5 separate regions of the Homo sapiens genome follow, and all the other regions are linked to region 3. The links are chromatin loops, found by intact Hi-C in ENCODE. Cell type or tissue: PC-9. All regions are shown on one strand.

The links. Hi-C counts contacts between places; a loop is a spot of excess contacts. Peaks named below come from ENCODE experiments on the same cell type or tissue, not always from the same donor. Only the 100,000 strongest peaks of a DNase experiment are listed, where the experiment ranks them.
Region 1: a loop joins it to region 3, with 11 times the contacts of the local background. A loop is called at or near these places in 102 of 110 quality-filtered maps.
Region 2: a loop joins it to region 3, with 6 times the contacts of the local background. A loop is called at or near these places in 100 of 110 quality-filtered maps.
Region 4: it touches region 3 in a loop (8-fold over the local background); 35 of 110 quality-filtered maps call a loop at or near these places.
Region 5: a loop joins it to region 3, with 14 times the contacts of the local background. A loop is called at or near these places in 11 of 110 quality-filtered maps.

The regions. Positions count from the first base shown.
Region 1 is chr12:47,713,220-47,718,219 of GRCh38, reverse strand. ENDOU (endonuclease, poly(U) specific) reads left to right here. Exons shown (of 10, transcript NM_001172439.2): 3 at 26-91; 4 at 565-702; 5 at 1,162-1,330; 6 at 1,721-1,920; 7 at 4,832-4,945. All of the region lies in intron 1 of RPAP3-DT (RPAP3 divergent transcript), which reads right to left. Among named protein-coding and RNA genes, the nearest start is that of RPAP3-DT, 9.6 kb to the right of the region's middle. RefSeq lists enhancers at 1-24, 365-484. In PC-9, CTCF peaks have their summits at 563, 2,515 and 2,716 (motif pointing left); DNase peaks (open chromatin) are centred at 469 and 2,729.
Region 2 is chr12:47,779,977-47,784,976 of GRCh38, reverse strand. SLC48A1 (solute carrier family 48 member 1) reads right to left here. Exons shown (of 3, transcript NM_017842.3): 3 at 2,226-4,832. The coding sequence ends at 4,696. It overlaps HDAC7 (histone deacetylase 7), which reads left to right. Exons shown (of 26, transcript NM_015401.5): 25 at 760-898; 26 at 1,091-2,255. The coding sequence ends at 1,136. Among named protein-coding and RNA genes, the nearest start is that of SLC48A1, 9.2 kb to the right of the region's middle. In PC-9, no CTCF peak of the experiment used is centred here; a DNase peak (open chromatin) is centred at 2,836; H3K27ac peaks cover 1,604 bases.
Region 3 is chr12:47,834,861-47,839,860 of GRCh38, reverse strand. It overlaps LINC02354 (long intergenic non-protein coding RNA 2354), which reads right to left. Exons shown (of 3, transcript XR_007063292.1): 3 at 1-2,043. Among named protein-coding and RNA genes, the nearest start is that of LINC02354, 8.2 kb to the right of the region's middle. In PC-9, CTCF peaks have their summits at 1,098 (motif pointing right), 1,870 and 2,077 (motif pointing right); DNase peaks (open chromatin) are centred at 2,100 and 3,880; H3K27ac peaks cover 1,438 bases.
Region 4 is chr12:47,741,394-47,746,393 of GRCh38, reverse strand. It overlaps RAPGEF3 (Rap guanine nucleotide exchange factor 3), which reads left to right. Exons shown (of 28, transcript NM_001098531.4): 17 at 2,326-2,407; 18 at 2,718-2,864; 19 at 4,792-4,889. Among named protein-coding and RNA genes, the nearest start is that of RAPGEF3, 15 kb to the left of the region's middle. RefSeq lists an enhancer at 3,704-3,753. In PC-9, CTCF peaks have their summits at 2,012, 2,218 (motif pointing left), 3,802 and 4,009 (motif pointing left); a DNase peak (open chromatin) is centred at 2,173.
Region 5 is chr12:47,947,612-47,952,611 of GRCh38, reverse strand. No RefSeq gene overlaps it. Among named protein-coding and RNA genes, the nearest start is that of TMEM106C, 13 kb to the left of the region's middle. In PC-9, CTCF peaks have their summits at 2,794 and 2,998 (motif pointing right); a DNase peak (open chromatin) is centred at 2,981; H3K27ac peaks cover 55 bases.

The DNA.
Region 1 (5,000 bases), 120 kb after region 3:
ACTTTATTTTTCTATCTACCTGCAGAGGACCACAAAGAGTCAGAGCCATTGCCACAGCTGGAGGAAGAGACAGAAGAGGCCCTCGCCAGCAGTGAGCCTGCCTCCCCAAAGGGGGGCCCTCAAGATAAAGCAGGAGGGACATGAGGGTGACAAGCAGGGGCGGCCATGGCAGTGGCACCAGGCCCAGGCCTCAGCCAGATGAGAGAGGCTTGTTGGATTCTGGGAACCTGGGCAGGAAGAAGCCTGGGGGGGCTCAGCCAGCCTGGGGGGCCATGGGAGGAGGGTAGCTAGGAAAGAGAGCCTGAGGCCTGGAGAGGGAAGTGGAAGAGATTTTATTTTTAGAATGAGAAGATTAGAAAAACAGCAGGCCAGAAAGTAAAGTTCGGCATCAGAAAGGACTTCCTGACTGTGAAGGGTGTGCACGAATTAGGTTTGTTTGTTTTCCTTCCCTGGAGATCTTTACTGGGCAGAGTGAAGACAGCCAGGCTAGGGAGCGACAGCCTGTGGGGCGTTCAGAGCGACCTCTAGAGGTCAGCCCGGGACACACCACCCCTCTCTTCTCAGACTTGTACTCGGCACCCACCTCCTGCCAGGGCCGCTGCTACGAAGCCTTTGACAAGCACCACCAATGTCACTGCAATGCCCGCTGCCAAGAGTTTGGGAACTGCTGCAAGGATTTTGAGAGCCTGTGTAGTGACCACGGTTAGTCTTCTGCTCCCTTAGCTAAGCTGCAGAGACAGAAGGACTTTAGAGCAGGTTCTCAACATGTGGTCCCTGGACCAGCAGCTTCAGCAATGTCTGAGAACTTGTTAGAAACACAAACTCTGGGGCTTCACTCCGGGCCTACTTAATTAGAAACTCTAGGGATGGGACTCACTGTCCTGTACTACCAGGGCCTCCAGGTGGTTCTGATGCATGCTCAAGCGTGAGACCCCTTCTAGGGGGAAGGGGCGGGGGACATTCTGTGGGCAATGCCGTGTGGTGATTTTACACGTCCTTTAGGCTCTGGGCCCCTGTCCACCACTAGGGTGTCCAACTGTGGCCCCCCTCCCTCCTTGCTGGCTTCTTGAAGGTGCCCAGGAGGGGAGGTACACAGATAATTTCCTGCCCGCCCCCCTTTCCCTCTGGCTCTGAGGCCACCCCTCTTCCAATTCCTCCCAGAGGTCTCCCACAGCAGTGATGCCATAACAAAAGAGGAGATTCAGAGCATCTCTGAGAAGATCTACAGGGCAGACACCAACAAAGCCCAGAAGGAAGACATCGTTCTCAATAGCCAAAACTGCATCTCCCCGTCAGAGACCAGAAACCAAGTGGATCGCTGCCCAAAGCCGTGAGTTCCCACAATTCCTCTTTCTACCCCCTAAATCTTGCCCCTATCCTTGCTTCTTTCGATGTCTCGACTTTTTATCCTCAAGTCAGGCACGATCAAAGGGAGAGCAGAAAAAAAATAGTTCTCCAGAGACAAAGCCATCTTGAGGGACTGTGGATATCCAGTTGGGAGGGTTTCTGTGATTGGCCAGGCTGAGGATAGAACAGCTCTTCCAAAACATGAGGTGGAAGAAAAGTGACCTGATGTGTGACTTTCAAGAGTACCCGAAGTGCCCCCTCGGCTCCTGAACCCAGCCCTCGCCTGTCTGCCCCTGGCCTGTCTAGAAGTCTCTGGAGGGGTCGCTGCCCTGTGTTTGGGGCTCTCAGTGGGGCTCCCCTCTGCCTCCCCCAGACTCTTCACTTATGTCAATGAGAAGCTGTTCTCCAAGCCCACCTATGCAGCCTTCATCAACCTCCTCAACAACTACCAGCGGGCAACAGGCCATGGGGAGCACTTCAGTGCCCAGGAGCTGGCCGAGCAGGACGCCTTCCTCAGAGAGATCATGAAGACAGCAGTCATGAAGGAGCTCTACAGCTTCCTCCATCACCAGAGTGAGTGAGCACCCCCAGGCCCCAGAGCGCATGAGTCTGTCTGAGCGAAGCCAGGTGGGCGGGGGAGGGGAAGGTTAGGAGGGCAGGTGAGGAGGCGGTGGGGACTCTGTGGAGGTCAGTGTACATCTGGGAGGGATGAGGGATGAGGCCAGGGGGAAGCCAAGGAGAGGTTAGGAACCCAACCAGGAGCTGGCACATCCTCTGGCTGGCTGGCTTGGATATCACCCCACCTTTGACTTCATGTTAACTGCCTCATGCACGCCCACCCTCTGCTACAGTCTCAGGGTTCTCTGCCAGGTGTGAGCCTCCCCTCACATCCCACCCCCACCCAGAGCACGTCTCAGCCACCTCCGCGATCCTGGAGTCAGCACCATGTTTCAGACAGGTAGAGTCGCTGACTCTACTCCCTCCTCCCGCAATAAAGTCCAGGAATCGGGTTGGCTGAGTCCACCTTTTGGCTGGGGAAACAACATCAGAGAATCAACAAAGGTTCAGAGCGGGAAGTCCTATCGGGAAGAGTTGTGGTTGGAAAGCCTCCAGGTAGAGACACATTTGAGTCAGACCAAAAAAGATTTTGGCCGCAGGACTTCTTGGCATGGAGTTGTGTTTGTTACTGTCCTGCAGATTCCTTTCCCAACTCCAGGCAGCTGGGCTTTGTCTCAGGGGTGGCTCTGTCCGGGTCTTCCCTCGTTGTCCCTGAGAGTGCCTTGGCTCAGAGCTGCTGCCTCCCTTAAGAGTTGGTGACACTGTTTTTAGGTAAAGTGACAGCGACACAAGAGTGACTCTATGAAGAAGTTGCAATCCTGTGCTGCCCCCTGGCGTTCTCTTCGTAGTAAATACACAAGAGAATCTTGGAGGTCTAGACTGAGCAAGGGCTTTTCAAATGAGAGAAACGGAGGCCAGACAGGCTAGACTTATCTGAGGCCACAAATGAGTTGGAAGCGGAGCTGGGGCTGGAACTCAGGGTTCCGATGCCAAGGCCAGGCTGTCCCGTTACTAACTCTCTCCTCACCTCTCTCCTTGTCCAAATCCCACTTATCCTTAAAGTTCTATGATAATTCATATCCCACCGCATTTGTGAAGGCTGCACCTGCCCCAGCTCACTCTGGCTTTCGGCACCTCTGCAGAGTTTGGAGTGTGGTCCACAATAGCCTTGGGCCAGAGAGACTTGGTTTAAATCTTGGCTCTGCCACTTGCTAGTGACTTGACCCTGGGCAATTTATTTGACCTCTCTGGGACTTCCCTTTGAAATGGGGTTTTTGAGGATGACTGCTTATAAAGCACCCAGTAGAAAGCCTGGCACTCAGTCCTTGCTCAGTAAGGGGAACTATTCAGTGTGTGAAACCATTCTCTGTTATTTTATGTAGTCTTGTTTTCCAAATGTGTTTTAAGTCCTGGAAAGGAAGGAATATGTCTGGTATCTCTTTTGTATTCACCATATAAAATTGTGGGCAGTAAACAGTCAATCTTTGATGGTTCCCTCATTGAAATCTCCAGCCCTGAACTTTCCCAAGGGCCTTCTCAACATCTTCCACTTAGCTATCTAACTGATATTCACACAGAACCTAGTGTAGAAATAATTTTTGGTTCCCATCAAAAATACCTGCTCCTCTCTGGGTCTTCCCCATTTCATAAATGGCGGGCATAACCCATCCGGTTGCTCAGGCCAAAAGCCTAGTAGTTAGATGTAATTGTTCTCTTTACCTCAAAGTTCCCTACTCCCATCTCCTCCATCAGTAATGTAATGTCCATCACTCCCACTTCAAAATATGTCCTGGGCCTACTGCTTCTCTCTCCTCCTCCGGAGTTAACACCACCATCTAAGCCCCATCAACTTCTTACGTAGACAAAGCATGAGCCTCAAGACTGGTCTCTCTGCTTCCACTCATACCACCCCATTGCCTTTTTAACATACACAGCCAGGGTGATCTTTTAAAAGGTCCTATCATACAATTCCCCTGCTTAAAATCCTTCAGTGGCTCTGCACTACCAAGAAGCTATAGAGTTGTTAAAGAGATTGGTCTCTGGAGCTAGACTGAGTGGACTCAAGTGCTGTCTCTACCTTTCATTAACTGTGATCTTGCATGAGTTTTATACTTTGTCCGTCTCAGTTTCTTCATTTCTAAGTTGGGGATAATTAGTACCAAGCTTATATGAAGATTCAACGTGAGGATTCAGTGTTACATTGAAAGCACTTAAAATGGCAGGCACTAGGTGGACAGAAAGCAATTAGTAAATCTAAAACATTTTTTGTTTTATTTCTATTTGCCTGAGACCTGACCTTCTTGCCATGGCTTGAAGGATCTGACCCTTGGCTGCTTCTCAAACCTCCTCTCCTACCACTCTCCCCTCCTGCTCCAGCCTCACTGACTTCTTTTAGTTCTTTGAGTAGCAAACTCAAGTCTGCCTGGAGCCTTTGCTCTTGCAGTTCCCTCTACATGGAGGAATCTTCCCCACAGATCTTTGTGTAGCAAGTTCCTTATCCTTCAGCTCTCTGATCAGTGCTACCTTTTCACAGAGGCCTTTCTGATGTTCCTTTCTAGAAGACCCCCCCCCCCCGCCAACTTATGTGCCAGCCCTTTCCCGTCATTACGGGCTACTTTGCTTCATAGCACTGATCTGAAATCATATTTCTTATTGTTTACTTATTATTTGACTCCTCCAGTGGAATGTAATATAGATAGAGACCGTGTCCTTGCTATTCCCAGCTGAATCCTCAGCCTTTAGATCTGGATTTGGCACAAAATAGGCATCCCATAGATAATCATTGAATTAACAGCCGAACACATTTGTTGATTGAACCCACATGTTTCTTGACGTGTGGGAGCAAGTAGCTCTTCAGGTCTCTGTTTAGCGCTCCCAGGACCTGGCCCTGCCTCCCCTCTCCAAAACCCTTTGTGTTCCTCTGCAGATCGCTATGGCTCAGAGCAAGAGTTTGTCGATGACTTGAAGAACATGTGGTTTGGGCTCTATTCAAGAGGCAATGAAGAGGGGGACTCGAGTGGCTTTGAACATGTCTTCTCAGGTGGGAGCACTTTTCTTGGAAAGAAAGAGTTGGAGGGATGAAGAGGAATGGCTTT
Region 2 (5,000 bases), 55 kb after region 3:
GTAAAGTACTTTAAATTTTCAACTTCAACTCAACATCTATTGAGCATCTTATGTCAAGACCCATAATCTATACTAGGGATAAAAATGAGTAAAATAGATTCCCATATCAAGGGCTGGGTAGGGGAGCCGTGATGTCTTTACATAATGGTAAAGACATGGCTGATTCCTCTTACGGTGGGTGCCCTCACACTGAGCCAGATTCCAGGACATGGTTCCTCACAGCAGCAGGCAGGAGGAGCATTCTCCTGGCCTGGGCACCCATGCAGAGCGGCCGTGGTGATGGTCAGTTCTCCCATGTTGTGTTCGTCCCACCTCCCAGGCCCTCCTTTCCTGAGTGCTGGGCTGAGCACTGGTGGGGGCTGTGTTTAAGTGGGAGGCCCGAGCTTGGGGCTCTGGGAGGTCACTGTGACACAGACCCTGTCTGCAGGCAAGCAGGCTCTCCTGATGCTCTCAGGAGCCCCGCACCTGTGGGGAATGAGTCAAAGGTGGCCTTGCAGCCACAGGGGATGAGAGAAAGGCTGGGCACCTGCTAGGACTCCCTCACAGCCATGTTGAACCCACTCTGTGTACCCTGTCAGGCTGTGCGGGAGTGGGAGCGAAGTGAGGAGAGGGGCAGGTGGGAGAGCCGACCCTAAGTGGAGGACAGGCCCGCTCCTCCGGGGCCCTGGGCCTGAGACACCAACCTCAATATCCGGTCTAGGACGCAGTGTGGAGGGGCTTGCTTTCTCCAACCCTTTCTGACCTGGCATCTTACCCCAGGTAAATACTGGGGCTGCATGCAGCGCCTGGCCTCCTGTCCAGACTCCTGGGTGCCTAGAGTGCCAGGGGCTGACAAAGAAGAAGTGGAGGCAGTGACCGCACTGGCGTCCCTCTCTGTGGGCATCCTGGCTGAAGATAGGTAATGCCAGACCCCTGGCCCTGGGCCCACAGCCTCTCCACCGCTTCATTCCTCCCTGCTTGAAGACCCCGGGTCCGCTATGCAGCCACCCCAACCCTCCCAGGCTTCCTGACCAGGGTTGAGAGGAAGCTTAGCTAAGGCCCTTGCTGCAGCCCTGGTGCTCCAGCATCCCACCCTTGTCCCTCCCCACAGGCCCTCGGAGCAGCTGGTGGAGGAGGAAGAACCTATGAATCTCTAAGGCTCTGGAACCATCTGCCCGCCCACCATGCCCTTGGGACCTGGTTCTCTTCTAACCCCTGGCAATAGCCCCCATTCCTGGGTCTTTAGAGATCCTGTGGGCAAGTAGTTGGAACCAGAGAACAGCCTGCCTGCTTTGACAGTTATCCCAGGGAGCGTGAGAAAATCCCTGGGTCTAGAATGGGAACTGGAGAGGACCCTGAGAGGAGACGGGCTGGGCGGCGACCCCCACAGGGCTCTCGAGAACAGATTCTCCCCTCCAGTATGGGCCCTGGCTGTGGCCCCCATTCCTCAGGACTGCACAGAGGAGGACTGGCTCCGGCTCCGTCGGGCTCACCCTTAACCACTATTCCTGGCTCTGCAAACCCCAGACTTTGCACACAGCCTCAGGCTCCACACAGAAATGTGAACTTGGCCTCAGACAGGCTGGCCCTTCCTAGGCTCTAGGGGCTAGGGGGGAGTGGGGAGCCAAGAGGTCCCATATTCCTGAGTGCAGGGGTAGTCCCTCTCACCTGCTTCCTCAGACGACTCTGGAAGCTTCCCTCTACCACTGGGCACTGAGACGAAGCTCCCTGACAGCCGAGACTGGCAGCCCTCCATCTGGTCCGTACCCTCGCCAGAGGCCCCCCTACATCAACCTCCTGGCGATGCCCTGGTGGAGCAGATGGGTGCTCTGGGAGTCCTGTGCTTCCTGATCCAATGGTGCCAAACCCTTCATCTCCCCAAGAAGCGCAGCATACCCCTGGGACCCCTCGGCCACTGCCCACTCGGGGAGCCTTCTCTGTTTCTGGGGCCTCCCCCACCATAGCTCTGATTCCCACCCCACATAGGAGTAGCCTGACTGAGGGGGAAGGGGTGGGAGAGAAGATACAGACATGGAGGAGGGGAGGCTGCTCTGGCAAAGTCTTCAAGGCTTTTGGGGGTCCAGGCCTGGGGTCAAGAAGGAAAATGTGTGTGAGCATGTGTGTGAGTGAGGCGTGTGTGTGAGCGTGTGTGTGAGTGAGGCGTGTGTGTGTGTCTTTCCTAGGACCCACCATACCCTGTGTATGTATGCATGTTTTTGTAAAAAGGAAGAAAATGGAAAAAAATCTGAACAATAAATGTTTTATTTGCTTTAAAAGTGCCTCTGAAAGGGCCCCCCAGAAGTGAGCAGTGCGCCGTCAAGCGGGTGTGCAGGGCACACAGCTGCACGGCACAGTGTGGGTCTGAGTCACTGCCGGAGGAGGGACCAGGGTGGTCTGGGCCGCAGCCCCTTTAACAATCTGCCCTTCCTGCCCTGCAGGAAGAACCCATTCTGAACACACCCTGGCTGTCCCTGGCTGCCCCACTTTGGGGTGACAAAGAGGAGGCAGCCCTGGGCTGAGTCCACAGAGACCAGCCCTGATATGGCAGGAGTGGGGGTGGGGTGGGGGAGTGGGAATACAGGAGCTCAGCCCCAGCTCACCACGGCATCCCCGAAGAGTTGTGACTCAGACACACCTGGGTTTAAGTCCCAGCTGGGAGCTCAGGTAAGTCAAATCGTCTTCTGGGGCCTCTGTTTATCAGTAGAAGGCTCCAGAAGTATACACTGTTGATGGCTCCTTCCCGCTCTGATGCACCATGCCTGATTAAGCATACACTGAGCCTAGAAGAGAGAAGGGGTGAGGCACAGGCCTGGACAAGCTCACCCAGCCTAAGCAGAGAGGAAGGCGCCAGGCTGGCAGCACCTGCCTTTGTGGTTCTGAGTCTGTCCGGTTTTTCCAGCAGGAAGAGGAGCACCTCATTACCTTAGACCTGGCCCAAGCTCCTGGCAGCCTGGCAGAGTGTGAGGGAAGAGGCGCTAATCCCTTTCCCATCTGGCCTGGCCTCTCGGGTGTGGACACCAAATCCCGCAGGGGTTGCTGTAGCTATGCCCGTGGGCATCCTTGCCCTGGCTGGGGTGTGCTAGAGAGAGGAAAGCTGGAGGAGGAGAGCTGAGCTGGTGGTTACCCCATGCCAGGAGGGCCAAGGCAAGAGGGCCTGCAGCCCCAGAGATACTGACTCTGTCCCCTGCCCTCCAGGGCACAACTGAACTAGCGGAATGGCTTAATCAGATAGCTCGAGAACTGCCACTACCACTCCCTCCCTGCCCACTCCTCCCAAAGTCCACCTGTTCCCGCAAGAGTCCCACCTCACAAGCAACCACCAGAGGCTGATACAAATGGCCGCTGTATTTTTGCTAAAGTGACAGTGACACAGATAAGGCAAAGAGCTGAGGGGCAGGACACATCAGATGGGAAGGGGGAGACCGTGCAAAATGGCAGTCTAACAGAAAATCATCCTTGTACCAACAGCCCCTTCCCTCCCAAGTTAGGTGAGCCCTTGGGCCAGTGTATGGGCAGAAAAGCAGATTTGTGTCCTTCAGAAGGGAAATGTAAAAAGGTGAAAGCTCTAGTTGAAGGGCAGTGAGAGGGGCTGGAGTGGGAGAGAAGGTCTCTCCTGGCCGGTGGTCTGGGTGCAGCAAGGGCACTCTGAGAAGGCAGAATGGAAACGCAGGGCTGGAGGGGCATGGGTACAGGTTTGGGGGCTCTTTCCAGCCTCTACTATGTTGCCCCCTTCCCCAAAGCCCTTACAGGGGCAGAAGCACATTCCCCGTGACCCTGAGTCTGGCCTCATTTGGGAAGTCTTCTGGGGTGTATGGATGCCTGTGTGTGTGAGTGAGATGGGTGGGGGGCCACGGCTATCTGGCTCTAGCACACTCATGGGAGACCAGCTCTGGGAACAACAGGATGGGGTGCTGGGATGGGGGTTTAAGAGGTCTCTGCTAGATATTTCTGAACTGACCTCCCCAGGTGCCCAACCTGGCCTTGGGAAGAGAGTGCCTAGGGCAGCGGGGATGGAAACCCTTGCCTGCAGCATAGGTCCAGGCCTCATGGCCCTACACCTTGACCTCTTGACTTTGTTGCCCTGGCCTTAAGTACAAAGATTCCTCACTGCGTGCTAAGAAAACAGATCCAGGCCGGGCACGGTGGCTCACACCTATAATCCCAGCACTTTGGAAGGCTGAGGCGGGTGAATCACCTGAGATCAGGAGTTCGAGACCAGCCTGGCCAACATGGCAAAACCCTGTCTCTACTAAAAACACAAAAATTTGCCGGGCATGGTGGCAGATGCCTGTAATCCCAGCTACTTGAGAGGCCAAGGCAGGAGAATTGCTTGAACCTGGGAGGCGGAGGTTGCAGTGAGCTGAGATCGCACTACTGCACTCCAGCCTGGGTGACAGAGTAAGACTCCATCTCAAAAAAAAAAAAAAAAGAAAAAAAAAAGAAAGAAAAGAAAACAGATTCATTTGAAAAGGTCTAAAGCTGCCCTCTGGCCAGGCTGATGAGGAGCAACATGGCAGGATCCCCTCTCTACCACACTCAGGTTTCCTCGAAAGGGGACGGGCAGGACAGCTTCCTGGGAGACCACACTCGTCCTGCTGTGTATTTTCTGCCACAGTTCTGGGGTCACCAGGGGGTGGGAGTAGCCTCTCCCAACATCTCAGAGGCTGAGTCCAGGTCCTAAGGCCCCCCCAGGGTGCAGAGACCTCACCCCCTGGGTCAGAAATCGCTGAGGATGCTGATGTCAGCAAAGTCAGCCCGGTAGCGGTGGGCATAGAGGCTGAGCAGGAAGGCCCACTTGAAGGAAATGAAGCTCCAGACGCTGGAGAGGTAGTAGCTGGTGGGGTCTGTGAGGCCTGCAGGGAGAGAAGTACCGACAGTGACTTTGGCAGGCCCTGCCCTCGGCCTCTGCACCGGCCACAAGGCCAGGGCCACCCTCCCCACTCAACATCCCTGCAACGTCCTGGCAGCTGAACCAACCCTTCAGAAAGACACTGTGATGGAGGTTTTAGAGCCATGGTCCC
Region 3 (5,000 bases):
GGGCTATGCCACACCTGGGGTAGTTCGAATGAGTCTGCTTCTTAAAAGAGACATAAAGCAAAAACACTGCACAGACCATGGGGTTGATAGGCTCAAAGCATCATGTGGTATAAATAGCTCACTGGTGTGCTAGGAGTATTGATTCCTTTAGCCCTGGAGCAAGCAAACAGGGCCTGCCAGGAGTGACCACAGCCCTTCAATTTCCCCAGCTTCTACCAGGCTCCTTGCAGGCTGCCTGTGCAGTGCAGGTCGGTCTGCCTGCCCCATGGTCCCTGCAGATGACAAGAAGGATGGATGCTGTCTGACACCTCCAGCATGGCCAAGGAGATGGCTCATCATGCTGACATCCTATAGGCAACTAGTCCTCATTGTGGGCAGGGAGCCCGTGAGGCTGATGGGGAGTCTGTGCTCCTCAAGACCCAGAAGCACAGCAGGGTGTGGAGCCTGTGGCTGGCAGGGGGAATCTGAGAGCTCGCTGCTCCAGACAGCTGCTCCGAATCTCTGTATGCACGCATGTGATATATGATATACGGGATGGTGTTGCAAGTTGGGTTCCAGGGACGTAGACTCTGAAATGCAGGTTGAAGTGCAGGGAGCTTGTTAGGGAGCAGTCTCAGGATTATCAGCCCTGGTGGAAGGGAAAGAAGTAGAATTAGCAGTGGGAGAAGTTGGGCTGCAAAGCAGTCTCAGTGAAGGTCTCAATCAACCCGTGTGGGGATCTCTGAAGCTGGGATGGCCCTTTGGATTGCCCCAAGATGAAGTGAGGGAGACACTTCTATATTCCTGCATCAGGTAGTCATTGGACGCAGGCTGTTCCCTGAAGAGCATGTGATTTCATTGACATGACCTCAGCTAGGCGGCTCTTTTCAGCCTGTGGCCCATAGGACATGTCCATAAGGGGTGTTTTCTTCACATTCTATACAACCTGGTGAGCACTTCTGGAGTGAGCTGCTCTGGCTTGGGGAGACGCTGGAAGAGTTCCAGGCCCTCTCCTGTGGCTCTATCCAAGGAGAGTGCTGACTCCAAAGGAGGGGGTTCCCAGCCTCCCCTCAGTTATGGATTAGCTGGGTTATTTTTCCTAAATCATCTTGAGTTTCACCACGAGGTGGTGCTACTGCCCTACAGGGATAGCTTTGAGCCACTTGCCTGGCCCCCCGCCCCCAAAGCCCCAATCACATCCCCCTTCCACCCTTTCTCTATCTCCATGATATGAGTGAGATTCAGCAAGGCTCTGAGTCTCTGCTACTGAGGGCATCTGGTGGTGCTTACCTCTCCTCATGCCAGCGACATGGGGTTAGGGATCTGCTCTCTGGCTTCTCCTCCCAGGCAACAGGGAGTATCTGACCCTCTCACACCTCACCCAAGGGCCTCCCAGGGTCTTGTGCCCCGGGCCTCTGAGCATAGTCCGTGCTGACAGTGAGCGAGGCTGCAGGTTCCCTCTGAGGTCCAGCCAAGTTATGTAGTCCTTCCAGTGTTTCTAACCAGCCACACCACCGAGCTCAGTGCTGGGGATATGGCGATGAACAAGACAGTCGCCACCCCCAAGAAAAGCACTGTGCAGTGGGAGAAGACAGCCCTACAGACAGATGAGTACTAGGCATGCCAAGTGGAAGCTGCAAAGTGTTAACAAGTTAAAAGTAACAGTTAACAAGTAAACTGCTGTCTCCCAGGCCTGGCTCTGCCATTTGCTATTTGTATGACCCTGGGCAAGTTACTTAATGTTTTTGAGCCTCAGTTTCTTCACAGAATGGTAACAATAATAGTACCTACCTCATAGATTTGCTGTTGTTGTGATATAATCTGTGTAAAGCATTTATAACAGTACCTGGCACGTAGTTATCAATCATGTGTTGGCCAACATCACTATTGGGTTGCTGAGATGGCCAAATAAGTTTTTATCAAGGAGGTGACATTGCTCCCACATTCCGACCTCCGATCCCTGATGGGCCCTCTAGATTCACTCCAGGCTGATTTTTTGGGGCGCCTCTTCCGGATCTCAGCTTCTTGGTGCTAGGGACTCCTGCTCCATGATATCTACCAGAACTGAGAGAAGGTGTCATTGTACCACCTGGCCACCAGGGGGCAGGTGTGCCACTTAATAAACCAAATTGGCCCCAGCCGAAAGCTGCCTGGGGAGAAAAGTGTGGGAAAGAGGTGGGAAGATAGGAATATAAATCTGAAATGCATGGAACTCTAGTGACTACTGTCCCCAACTTCTTTCAGTCATGTTCTTTATTTGTCAATGTCAATCCTTCAACAATCACCAACACCTGGACTTCACTACATGCGTATTTACTGACCTATAATTAATGTCAGTATTCTCTGGCAAGGGGTGGCTTATGCCCAGAGAAAAGGGAATCAAGACAAGTTTCAAGAATCGGGTTTGATCGATTCATTTATCCCCATGTTTGTTGGAACCCTGCTTCTCTGATGAGGTATAAACCCCACCATGATCTCTTCAGTGTCATTTGTCTTTGTTCCAGACATTGAAACTTAACCGACCACCGTGTCTGGGTACGTGCAGTTCTCTGAACGTGCAGCTCTGTGGCTTGCCTCTAAACCAGAGTTTCTCAAGCATTTGGGTCCTGGCATCCTTTTACTCTCTTAAAAAGAAGGACCCCAAAGAACTTTTGTGTGTGTGGGTTAGATTCATCAATATGTACCATTAGAAATTAAAACAGACATTTTTAAAGTGTATTCTTTAAATGTGGCAATAATGAATCTATTAAAAGTTAGAACAAATAACACATTTTTTTCTTTAAAATAACCAGTTTCCAAAGTAAAACTAATTTAATGACAAGACAGTATTGTTTCACAGTTTTGCAAATCTCTTTAATGTCTGGTTTAGTAGAAGGCAGCCAGATTCTCATATTGGCTTCTGCATTCAACCTGTTATGATATCATGTGTCAAGAAGCCTCCGGAAAACTCCACTGTACACTTGTGAGAAAATGAGAGTCAAAAAGGCTAATAATGTCCCTGCTAGAAAATGAAATGCAAACAGACTTATGCAAATTTAAACACCTTCCTTTCAACTTCAGAACCTGTGAAGTTAATTCCATGTGGCTTCAGAAACTTCATACTAACTCCTCTCCCTAAAGTGTCTGCCACATCCCCCTCATTCTGTACTTGGCTAATTCGTGTGTGTGTGTGTGTGTGTGTGTGTGTGTGTGTGTGTGTATGTGTGAAAGAGAAGGACAGAAAGAGAGAGAGATGGTCTCTCTGTGGCCTAGGCCGGAGTGCATGATCATAGCTCACTGCAGACTCAAACTCCTGGGCTCAAGCAATCCTCTCATCTCAGCCTCCTGAGCAGCTGGGACCACCGGCACACTCAGCTAATTTTTTTGTGTTTTGTAAAGACGAGGTCTCTCTATGTTGCCTAGGCTAGTCCTGAACTCCTGACTTGAAGCAAACCCCCTCCCTTCCTCCCAAGCCTTGGCCTCTCAAAGTGCTGGGGTTACAGGTGTGAGCCACCGTGCCTGGCCACCAATTTGTTTTTGACTAAATGCAGAATGTAGCATTTGTCCCTCTTTATATTTATCTGATTTTATTATCCCACACTGGCCTGCTCGAATGTTTTGAATCCTCATTTTGTCATCCAGTATTCTCACCATCCCTCCTGCTCTTGCATCTTCCAAAAGCTAGGTCTGCAGACCATATTCAGAGTTGACTGAGACAGAGCCAAAGACTGTGTCCTCTTGCAGGTTAACATTAGCTCATGAACCAGAAGCTCTTTGGTTCAGTTGTTCAAGACCTCACCGATAAGGAAGGGAAGCGGGTGGGTAATGAGAGACTGAGCCTCAGGTGAGGGGAGTCATTGGAAAGACTCAGGTACCACAGGAATGCGGGGAACTTGTCAATGCTGCCACAGCCCCTCCCTCCTCAGGACTCAACAGCCTCACTCCAAGTCTGAACAGACTCTTTAAGAATTAGACAGATCTGAGCCAAGGGTCACAGATCCAGGGTTATTTGATCTAGGGGATGCACAAGGGGTGGATCAAGTATCAAATTTCAAGCTGGGTTGTTCTGCAAATTGTCTGAGCTGGACTCTGGGAAGGAAGGCATGGCCTCCTAGATACTGGTTGCTGAGAGGAGGAAGGCAGGAAGAAGCTCCCGTGAGCTCCTGGGGGTAGTGGGCAGAGCTCCCCTTAGACCTCCAGACCTTGGTGGTGAAAGGAGAAGTCACACATAGCCTGGTCGACAGCCCTTATTTAGCTCCGTAGGGCCTCCCCGCTGCACTCTTCACTTGCACTCAGAAGCCTACTGGGCCTCTGGAAAGGCCCATGCCACCCTGACCCAATCCCAAATCCTGGCTGGACATGGTGGCTCATGCCTGTAATCCCAACACTTTGGGAGGCCGGGGAGGGAGGATTACTTGAGGCCAGGATTTCAAGACCAGCCTGGGCAACATAGAGAGGCGGCATCTCTACAAACAAATTTTAAAAATAAATTAGCTGGGCCTGGTGGCATGTGCCTGTAGTCCTAGCTACCTGGGGGGCCAAGGTGGGAGGACTGCCTGAGCTCCGGAGGTTGAGTCTGCAATGAGCCATGATCGCACCACTGCACTCTAGCCTGGGCAATAGAGCGAGAGCCTATGTCAAAAAACAACAAAAACAAAAGAATCCTGCAGACACCTGTGAACATCTGTGGCAGCCGGCATGGGGCTAGGGCCAAAGTGAGGGCAGGTGCCCCAACTTTGTCAACTCCTGACTACTATTTCCCCATTTGCCTACTAGGCTGGCCAGATAGATCAAGCGGCCTATCAGGAAGGGCTTGGTCCCCTAAGCCACTGGCCCAGCCTGGCAAGGACTGTGAGCCCCAGGTTAAGCGTGTAGGGGAAATGCTCCTGGTATCCTTTCTGCTTCCTCCACTTCCCCTAGCCCCACTGATTTACATGTCTTTCCCTCTCCTACCCAGGAGCCCCCGGAGAGGGACAGGGAGGGGATTGTGGAGGCCCTGGGTGATAAAGTAGGGATGGGGGAGAAGTGATAAAGGGGGTGGG
Region 4 (5,000 bases), 93 kb after region 3:
AGGATTTGGTTGAGGAATGGTGGGAGAAAGAACTGGAAAGGTAGATTAGGTTGGTGGTGGGGAGGGCTGCACTGGGAATAAAATCCAGGGGCCTCACCATCCAGCAGGCTCCCCATGGTCCCACCCTACTGTGTGTCCCAGCCCCTGCCTGCTGGAGACTCTTACTGGCTTCTTCTCCTCCGCAGGCGAAGCCCGTTCTCCCCTCAGGGCCTTTGCACTTATCCCTTAGCCTGGAAGGGTCTTTCTCTGGCTCTGCCTGGCAGGATCCTTCTCGTTCTCATCTCAGCCAAATGCTGGGTTCCCAGACAGGCCCCCTCCCGTCTCCCTATCCGGAGCACCCTCCCCTTTCTCCCACCACGCTCTGCCTTGGTGTCCTCTGTGATTTTCTTCAAAGCACTCTCGCCATGTGGAGTTGTTTTCTTTGCCTACTTGCTTTCTGTCCTTTGGTATCTCTCCCATCCCACTGGAGAGTTGACTTCCCTCCTGCGGGCCCCCACCTCCGCTTCTCCTTGCTCACATGCTGCCTGGCTCTTGGCTGACGCTCAGAAACTGATGTGGGCTCACCCTCGCAGGCCGGGCACTGCGCTAGGTGCTGATGCTGCACCTCATTCAACCCTGGCCTGTGGGGCTGCAGTCAGGCAAGGGGCAGAGCAGTTCAACAACCCGTGATGTGCAGTGACACGGGACACTTTCCCTGAATGTGCACTGGAGTCGGCTCTTCCAACTGTAGTCCGCTCCTGAAAACGGGAGGGGAAGAGCCAACTCCAGTGCAGATTCAGGGAAAGTGTCCCGTGTAAGCGACTACTGGAGTTGAGAGCTGCAGGGGGCAAGGGTGGAGGAAGAAGAGGATTCCTGGTGGGCAAACCCAGGAGGAAAGGGAACCCAGGAGGAGGATCCCTGGAGGAGCGAGAGTAAGAGTAGGACCCCAGAGCAGGCAGGAGGTGGGCAGGGCCCCCTGGGCCAAGGACAGGGGTCTGATCTTTGTCCTAAGAGCAGTGCAAACCATTAAAGGGGTTTGAGCCAAGGTTGGCAAAGTCTGATTTGTGTTTTGAATAGGTCAGCTAAAGAGCCTGGGCTTTCTCCAGCAGACAATGGACGCCACTGAAGTCGAGTGCGGGAGCTTCACAGGGCTCTGGTCAGGCAGATTGGAGGAGGAGGGCTGGAGGCACCTGGGAGGGAGGAGGAGGAGCATAGTTGGGCCATTGGAGTAGATAAGGAGTGAGGCCTCGTGGGCAGGTGGAACTGGAGTTAGCCTGGGCAGGGGAGGAGGGGGCACAGAAGACCCACTTCAAAGAAGAATCTTCAAAGCAAGATGACAAGCTACGGAAGTGTGGAGGAGCCTGGAGCTGGGGAGAATGGCTGGGGAACAGAGTGGTCTGGGAGGCAGGATGCAAGGATCCGATGGGTATATGGAGTGTGAGGTAATGGATCATTCATGTGGAAGGATGCAGGGGGTTTTTGAGACCAGGGTTTGGAAGAGAGTTCAGCACTGCTGGTAGTTTTGGGAATCACCCATGTGCAGGCGACACATGAGGCAGTAAGGAACTCTGCAGGGGTCCCTGAGATTTGGAAATGTAGGGAAGAGCAATGGATTGAGGTCCGAACCTGGAGGATCTGCTATACGCAGAGCTGGGAGGAGGGACAGAGTCAGTACCAGAGTCGGAAAAAAGCAGGGTGGGAAGGGGAACCTGAGTCAGGAGACTTGCCTGGCAGGCGCTGCCCTGCCAGCAGAGGCCTGACAGTGGTTTCCATGAACTGCATCCCTGCTGTGGGCTGGGACAGGGCCACTGACACAGTATCGGAGCACAGAGGGGGAAAGGAGCAGGAGGGATTCCAACTCTGCCAGTTAGCAGCTGTGTGGCTTTGGGCATGTTACTTAACCTCTCTGAGCCTCATTTATTTCATCCATAAAATGGAAATAAAAATAATACTTTTGTCAAAGGCGCATTGTGAATATTTAGATCCTCAGAATAATGCCTGGCTTGTAGCAAATGGTAGCTGGAGGAAAAGGAAGAGAAAACCAAAGTCAGCAGCTGAAGGATTTTCATATTAGAACTGCTCTGGACCTATCTGGCAGATGCAGAAGCACACACACACGGAGGGGCATGGATTTGCCCCGCCCTTAGACATGTTGTGTCTTCTCCTGGATCCTTGGTCCCAGGTGCCTTACCTGAGCTCAGGTGAATGTGGCAAGCAGAGCCCTCTGGTGGTGTGAATGCTGTGTGGCGCCCGTGCTCCTGGTGACACAGGGACCTCACAATCCCTCCCTCCACGGTCTCCTCTCATGTCCTCCCAGCCTTATTTTCTCGTTCCTCTTCCTCCCAGGCCCGGAACTTGCCTGTTTGGCTCCCCAACCAGGACGAGCCCCTTCCTGGCAGCAGCTGTGCCATCCAAGTTGGGGATAAAGGTTGGTGGTCTGTGCCGGCTGGGCACAGCCCGACATCTGCACCCTGCTGTCTCTGCCTCTCTTGTCCTGCTGTCGTCACTCTTGACCTCGGTGTGCCTGGGCCAAGGTGGCACGCTGTACTCCTCAGGGTCTGTGTTCCAGGCTGCTGGCTAGATCTGCCTCCTACCTGCCTCTTTTTTGCTCAGGGCCTCCCCACCTGCAGCTCAGCCTCTTGGGGATCCCTCCCACCATTACTGCAATAGCCGCCCTCTCCCTCCTGGGGTGGAGATCAGGCAGCCCTTCCCACAGCTCAGTCTGGTCTCCTCTTCAGTCCCCTATGACATCTGCCGGCCAGACCACTCAGTGTTGACCCTGCAGCTGCCTGTGACAGCCTCCGTGAGAGAGGTGATGGCAGCGTTGGCCCAGGAGGATGGCTGGACCAAGGGGCAGGTGCTGGTGAAGGTCAATTCTGCAGGTGGTGAGTTGTGCCCCTGGATAGACCCCAAGGGAGGGTGGCCCCTCGGATCTGCGCCCAGGTCCCCCAGTCAAGATCATTGTCATCATTGTCATCTTTCTGGTCTTCCTCAGTGTGAATGATGGCTAGCATTAATGGGAGGTGGAGTGCGTCTGTTCGAAGTGCATTTCATGCAGTGTGTAAGAGCATGAGCTCTGGAGCCTGCTGCTTGCATTCGGCACCAGCCCTTTAGCTCACCATCTGTGTGTCCTCTGGCAGGGTACTTCATCCCTCTGTGCTCAGTTTTATCATCCATAAAATGGGAATAGTAGGAGTACTTGCCTCCTGGAGGAATTGTGAGGATCAATTGAGTTCATCTATGAAAGCATTTAGAATGGTGCCCGGCACATAGTGATACATAAGTATTAGCTGCTATTATTATCATCATTTGTGTTTAGTCATTTAATATGAATTAATAACAATCTCATGAGATACAGGTACTTTTATCCTATTTTCAGACAAGAACACTGAAGCTCAAAGGGCATGAGCTATTCCTCAAGCTCACACAGTGAGAGTAGCTGGTCTTGGAACTTAAGTAGTCTTCATTTGTTTAGTCACTCAGCAAACATTTTTGAGGATCAGCTATGAGCCAGCAATATGTTAGGAGCTGGAGATACCACAGCAGGTAAAACAGGTCAGCTTGATGGTTAAGAGCATAGACGGTGGACTCCCAGACCCGTGAAGGCATCTTAGGCTCACCATTTACTAGCTGTGTGATGCTGGGCAAGTTGCTTAACCTCTCTGAGCCTGCATTTCCTCACCTGTCAGATGAGGACTGTAATTGTATCTACCCACAGGGTTGCAATGGCTAAGTGAGCTAATGTGTGTAAAGCACTTAGCACAGGGCCTGCCAGTCAGTGCTGAGAACATGGCGGGCTCAGGAGTATTAAGATGGGCCTCCAGAGAACCTGGAACATTCAAAACCACTGTTCTCTGCGGAGGGCACGGGCTTGACAGCTGGAACCCAGGGCAGACAAGAATTAGGGGCGTTCAAGAAGTGGGGATGAGAAAAGAAAAGCCTTCTCCCTTCAGGAAGTGGGGAGAGATGGTCACCTGTGTGCCCTGCCCTGGGAAGCACTGCCCTCTGCTGGCCACCTGGTGAGTTGCAGTTGCCCAAAGGTCATGTTTATTGAGACCCTACTATGTGCCAGGCACTGTTTAGAGCACTGATCTCCGAAGCACTTGGATCGACACCCATGTCAATAACCAACATTTAATTAAAACCCACACCCCACTGTGTGAATATTTGTTTGTAAGTAATACACATATATTACTACATTAATATCATAATAAAGATAGATAAAATAGAAATTGATGGAGTAGAAATGCAAAGCAGGTAGAAAAAGTAAACGTAAGTAGAAGAGCTCATATTTTCCCCAGGCACATGGATGATCTGATGTACCTTACTTTGGAGGCCACTGCTCTAGGGACTGGGGACTCAAGCACAGTCCCAGTCCATGAGGAGCTGATGAAAATCAACACCAAGGCTTATATAAGACACTTCCCAATTTTCAAAGGGCTTTTATACATAGCATGTACTTATAGCTACTATTTATATACATTATTTTATTTGACTTATGAAATAGTTGGGGCAAGTCTTATTGTCTCCATTTTACCAGGGAAGAAAGTGAGGCTGAGGGAGGCTCAGACCCTGCCCAGGTTCTTCCTGACTCACTGAGAATCTTTCCTCATCCTCTTGGATGTGCTTCCCTGGGCTGCGTGGCTGCGTGGGCACATGCACCTGTGTATTCTGAGCACCACCCAGGACTTCAACCCCGCTACTAGGAGAAACAACCTCTCAGCCTCCCAAACAGCACCTCCACCCTGGCATCCAGCTGGTCCCCGGCCTCCCTCCCTTCCCCCACCCAGTCCGCCTCTGCTGTCTTTGCAGATGCCATTGGCCTGCAGCCAGATGCCCGTGGTGTGGCCACATCTCTGGGGCTCAATGAGCGTCTCTTTGTTGTCAACCCACAGGAAGTGCATGAGCTGGTAGGGACCAGGCAGGGTGCCAGGGCCCAGGGAGGAGATCTATTTTGAGTGTGGCAGTGGTGGATTCTGGGGAGGGTCCCAGGGAGAAGAGGGAGGAGGGGCCTGGCTCTG
Region 5 (5,000 bases), 110 kb before region 3:
GCACAACATCAAGGAACTGACAATTCACCACGACCTTGTGAAGGGGACCCAGAAGCCAGTCAACCAAGGTGGTCCAAAAAGCCACATCCTCAGCTCCTCCTTTGAGGGACCTGACGAGGCTGCCTGTGGGACCAGGGAAGGAGGGTCTCGCTTGCATTGTGCCCATGTTCACCTGGCTCACAGGTGCACCTGGAACAGCCAATAAGTGTCCTGGCTGCAGTTGGAGGGATGAATCTTCCTCCATAAATCCTGAAGAGCAAAAGAGGTCCTATTTTTTAAAAATTTAAACCAACCTAAATCTAACTCAGAGCCCCATCCTGACTGGCCCCAGGGGATTTAATCTCCTCCATTACTGAGGCTACCTCCCCCTCCCCAGGGTCGCTCAGGAGTCCTGGAGAATTACTTCTTGGAGCCCAGGAGGCAGGGTATGCAAGGGCCTCTCACCATGTCATGCTGATCTCCCCCTTGTCCCTTTTCCCACAGGCCTCTGTGTTGGGTCATGTTACTGCTCCTTGTGACCTGGGAACCTTGGCCCAGGCTGGTAGAGCTGGTGTGCAGGGTCCAAAGTGCCCATGCAGCCATGCCCCTTGGAGACCCTGCCCCTTCTCCACAGTGATGCTGGGGCAGGAGTTCAGCTTCCTCTCCCCTCACCCTGCTCACTCCTTGCTTTCCTCTCTCAACAGCATCTTGAACACCTGATATCATCTCTTGAATAAGCCCAGGAATTCATGAGAGACAGTTCAAGAGGTTGTCTTTGAATTATTATTTTTTTTAATTTCTACCCCAAAGAAATCTAAAGGGCTGAGTTATCCCTTTGGAACAGGGGACAGATACTGGGGAAAAACACAAAACACAAACTAACATCTTAAAATGAACATAATCAAACTAGCTTGGAGGGGAACCTGCAGACCACGGAGACTAATAGCTGCTTCTGACACTATTAACAATTGCCCCAGGCTCAGTACGGCCTGGAGAGGGTGGCAACACCATGAGATGGCTTTGGGGGTCTTAGCCCTTAATAATTGCCACAACTCTCTCTGCCGCTGGCAACCTTGGATGAACACACTCTAAGTAGGTTAAATGGTGATCGAGCTACACACACACAAACTGCTTGCCCCTTTTTGCCCTTCTAGAGGGGCTGGAGCACCCCCCGAATGGTACCTGTGGTACCTGTGTTAAGAGCTGGCACCCTGGAGGCAGGTGTGGGAGGAAGGCTGACTGGCCAGGGAACTGGGGGAGCTGTGCCTGAGGGGTAGGCTGGAGATGGGCTTGCTGGATTTCCACTCTGCAATGAGTGTTTGATGAAACCCAGGCGCCAGCCAGCCAATCTCCGTGGTCAACTTTCCCAGCACTTCCTTTCTCAACCTTAGCTTCAGGGATGAACGTGGTGGCTGGACAGATCCTCATCTGATTGTCATCCAAAACCTCCATGAATCTGTCCACTGCTGCCCGAGACATACCTACCTAGAGGCTCAGCCAGCAGGGCCTTTGCCTGAACTCCAGGCATCCTGTGCCTGAGCCAGACAAACTGCAAATGGACAAGCCTTGAACAAGCGTATGTACACCTAATACAAAGCAGGCAGTGAAAAAATGCAGGAAGATGATGAGGAATGCAGGAGTCACGGATTAGTGCCTGAGGACAAAAGGCTGAGATGAACTCTGGGATGTTTTTAGAAAGACAAGATCCATATCCAACCCATTCCCAAAGGGCAACTGTCTGAAACAGCTCTTGACATCCCCTTCTTCTCACCTTCCGCAATGATTGAATTCAGGTTCTCTGCATCTCTTGCCTAGGCAATTGAAATAGCCTTCTTGGTAGGCTCTCTGACGTTTCATATATATATATGTATATGCATATGTATATAATTTACTATGTGTCTATTATGTGTCAGGTACCACAGTAGGCACTTCTGTATATTATCTCATTTACTCCTCTTAACAAGTCTATAGGCTGAGTTTCATCACCCCCATTTGACAGATGCACCCCCATTTAACAGATGAGGCCTCTGTGGCTCAGAGAAGTGATGTGGCTTGCCTGATGTCACACAGCTGGGGTACAAGCACCATGCCATCTCCGACCACTTGCCTTCCCAGCCCCCCTCCACATTCCACTGGTCTAGCGGTCTTTTTCTGAAAGCAGAAGTATTCGTATCATTCCGTCTCTTGAAGCCTTCAGTGGCTCCTCACAGGCTCCAGGATCAGACCCAAGCCCCTTATACAACTTGCGAGGCCTCTTCCACCCTCCTGCTGCCTCCTTGCCACTGACCACACACTTGTACCACAGCAAACTATTTGTAGCTTCCTAAACATGCCGGGACTTTGTGCCCTTGCTCCCTCTGTCCTCTTGGTGTGGGATGTTCTTTCCGCCCTGCCCCACCCCATACCCCGTTTCCTGCGCCTGGAGGGATCCTACACAGCTGCTCGAGCCCAGCCCTGACGTGGCTCTGCCATCTCTGCAAATCCGTCTCCCACCATCCCCCAGCATGCACACACACGTACACGCGTGCGCACCCACACCCTCCTCTGCCCCTCCGGCCCCCTGCTCGGCGTGAGGGCCGCTGTTGGCGCATCTGGCGTGTCTCCTCTTGGCCTCTCCTCTGGCACCTGTGGCTCATCTACTGTATGATGATTGTCTGTTTACCAGGCCATAGGTCCTGTTAGACTAAACTCTGCGAGGGCAGGATGGTGTCCTTGGGGCCTTGAGAAGAGCCTGGCAGAGAGCAGAAGCTCCGTAAATATTTATTGAATGAATTGAACAGAGTTGAGTGAACAGAGAGCACCTTGGGACAGGGACAATTTCAGTCACTTCCACGCCCCATCTCGTGGCATGCGCCTGGCACCCAGTGCATGTGCAGTTAAGAGTGAATGAATAAGGTCAGAGGAAAAGACAGGACGGGTGGGAGGAGAGTGGTGGGAAGGTTGGCCACAGATTCCAGTGCAGGTCTGGACACAGCTCTGTTCCTTCCGCCAGGGGGCGTGGGAGGCCTGGGCCGGGCCTCCAGACTCCAGTAATTCCTTCCTTTCTTAAAACCCACAAGAGGATCCAGGCGCGCCTGTCGTCCCAGCTACTTGGCAGGCTGGGGCAGGAGGATGGCTTGAGCCCAGGAGTTCGAGGCTGCAGTGCACTATGATCGTACCCATGCATAGCCACTGCGTTTTCTGGCCTGGGCAACACAGCAAAACTCTATCTCTGAAAAACAAAACAAAACAAAACAAAACAAAACAAAAAACAAATCCACAAGAGGCTGGAGGTTGCTTCCCTCCACTGAAGGGATCAGGAGGCAGCCAGGAGCAAAGGGAAGGAGTCCACCCAAGGCTGGATTACCCAAAACAGTGGGCTGGGGTTTGGCCTGACCTGCTCTTGCCTGATGGGACAGGAAGGGATTGGGATGCACCTTGGAACAGGTAGATGCTTGCAGTTGGAGGCTATGACTGGAGCTGTCGGTCTAGAGCCGGGAAAGGGCTCATATTTCTTCATCGTCACTTCTGAGAGAACTGAGGCCCAGAGATGTCAAATGACCTGGCATCTCAGCCAAGTACAGGCCTGACAGGGAGAGGCGGGACCTGCCCACACACCCACCAGCCTATCTCCTGAGGCTTCAGGCCACATGGCTCTGTGGCCACTCTACTGGGCCCAACTGTCCAAACAAGACAGCTGGGTGATTTTTGTCTAAATTAGATGCCACCAAATATTTGTATTATAAAGAGTTTTTCAAGTGTTGTAGTTTTGTCTTTCACTCTCCCCATGAACAGATTTGCAAGGGGACCCGGATTAGCAGTGAGAGTGAGAGAATGGAGCAGGTAGGAGGTGCGGGGAGATGATACAGGCCAACGGTGCTGGAGAGCTGGAGCATGAATCTGAATTGCTGTTCCACTGTGGCTGAGCCTGGCCTGCCTGGACATCTTCCTCTGGCCAGTGTCCCTTCTAGGCACTGGGCTGCCATGAGGACAGGCTTTTGGGTGGTGCTGTACAACAGCAGCTGACCTCTTGGGTGCTGTCTCTGCTACTGCTTTAGCGATCTCTGCTGTAGAGCTTCCGTCCCTGCCCCTGAGTATAGGCTCAGAAGCCCCACTATCCTTCCAGAGGCTGCTCTATGTTACTTCCTCCAGGGAGCACTCCTTGATTCTGACCCTCTGCCGGGGACAATCTCTCCCTTCTTTGAGTTCTCATATTAATTTGTTTATGCTTCTTTCATGGGATTTGCCTCTCCCCTTGCATGACTGTACAAAAGTGGCATAGCATAGCCGCTAAGATGGATTCAGACTCCCTGGGCCCAGATCCTGACTCCGCTGCTTACTAGTTGTACTGTGGTGTGAGAGTCTCTTGGCTGGGTGCGGTGGCTCACGCCTATAATCCCAGCACTTTGGGAGGCTGATGTGGGCAGATCACTTGAACCCAGTGTTCGAGACCAGCCTCAACAACATGGTTAAACCCTGCCTGTACAAAATTAAAACATAAGTAAAAATTAGCCAGGCGTGGTGATGTGCGCCTGTAGTCCCAGCTACTTGGGAGGCTGAGGTGGGAGGATCACCTGAGCCCAGGAGGTTGAGGCTGCAATAAGCCATGATTACGCCACTGCACTTCAACCTGGGCAACAGAGTGCAACTCTTGTCTTTTTTTCTTTTTTTTTTTAAAAAAGAATATCTTACTTTCTGTGTGCCTCAGTTTCCTCCTCTATAAGATGGGAATAATAAGAGTACCTTTCTTACAGGGCTGATGAGGGTTTTTAATGAATTACTACATGTAAAGTGCTTAGGTCAGGACCTTGTACATGGCAAACACCCTTTAAGTGCATGCTATGATTGCCACTGGAGTGTTTGTGTCTGTGCCTTACCTCCTTATTAAGCCTGTTACTTCTTGAGAATGGGGTCAGCCCCTTTTACTTAAGGCAATTTGTGTCCCTCACTGTCCTGGCGCAGGGCCTGGTTCATAGCCGGTTCTCGCTGACGGTTTGGGGAATGATGATGAGGTCCGATGCCTTCTCCCTGCGTCTGTGTCC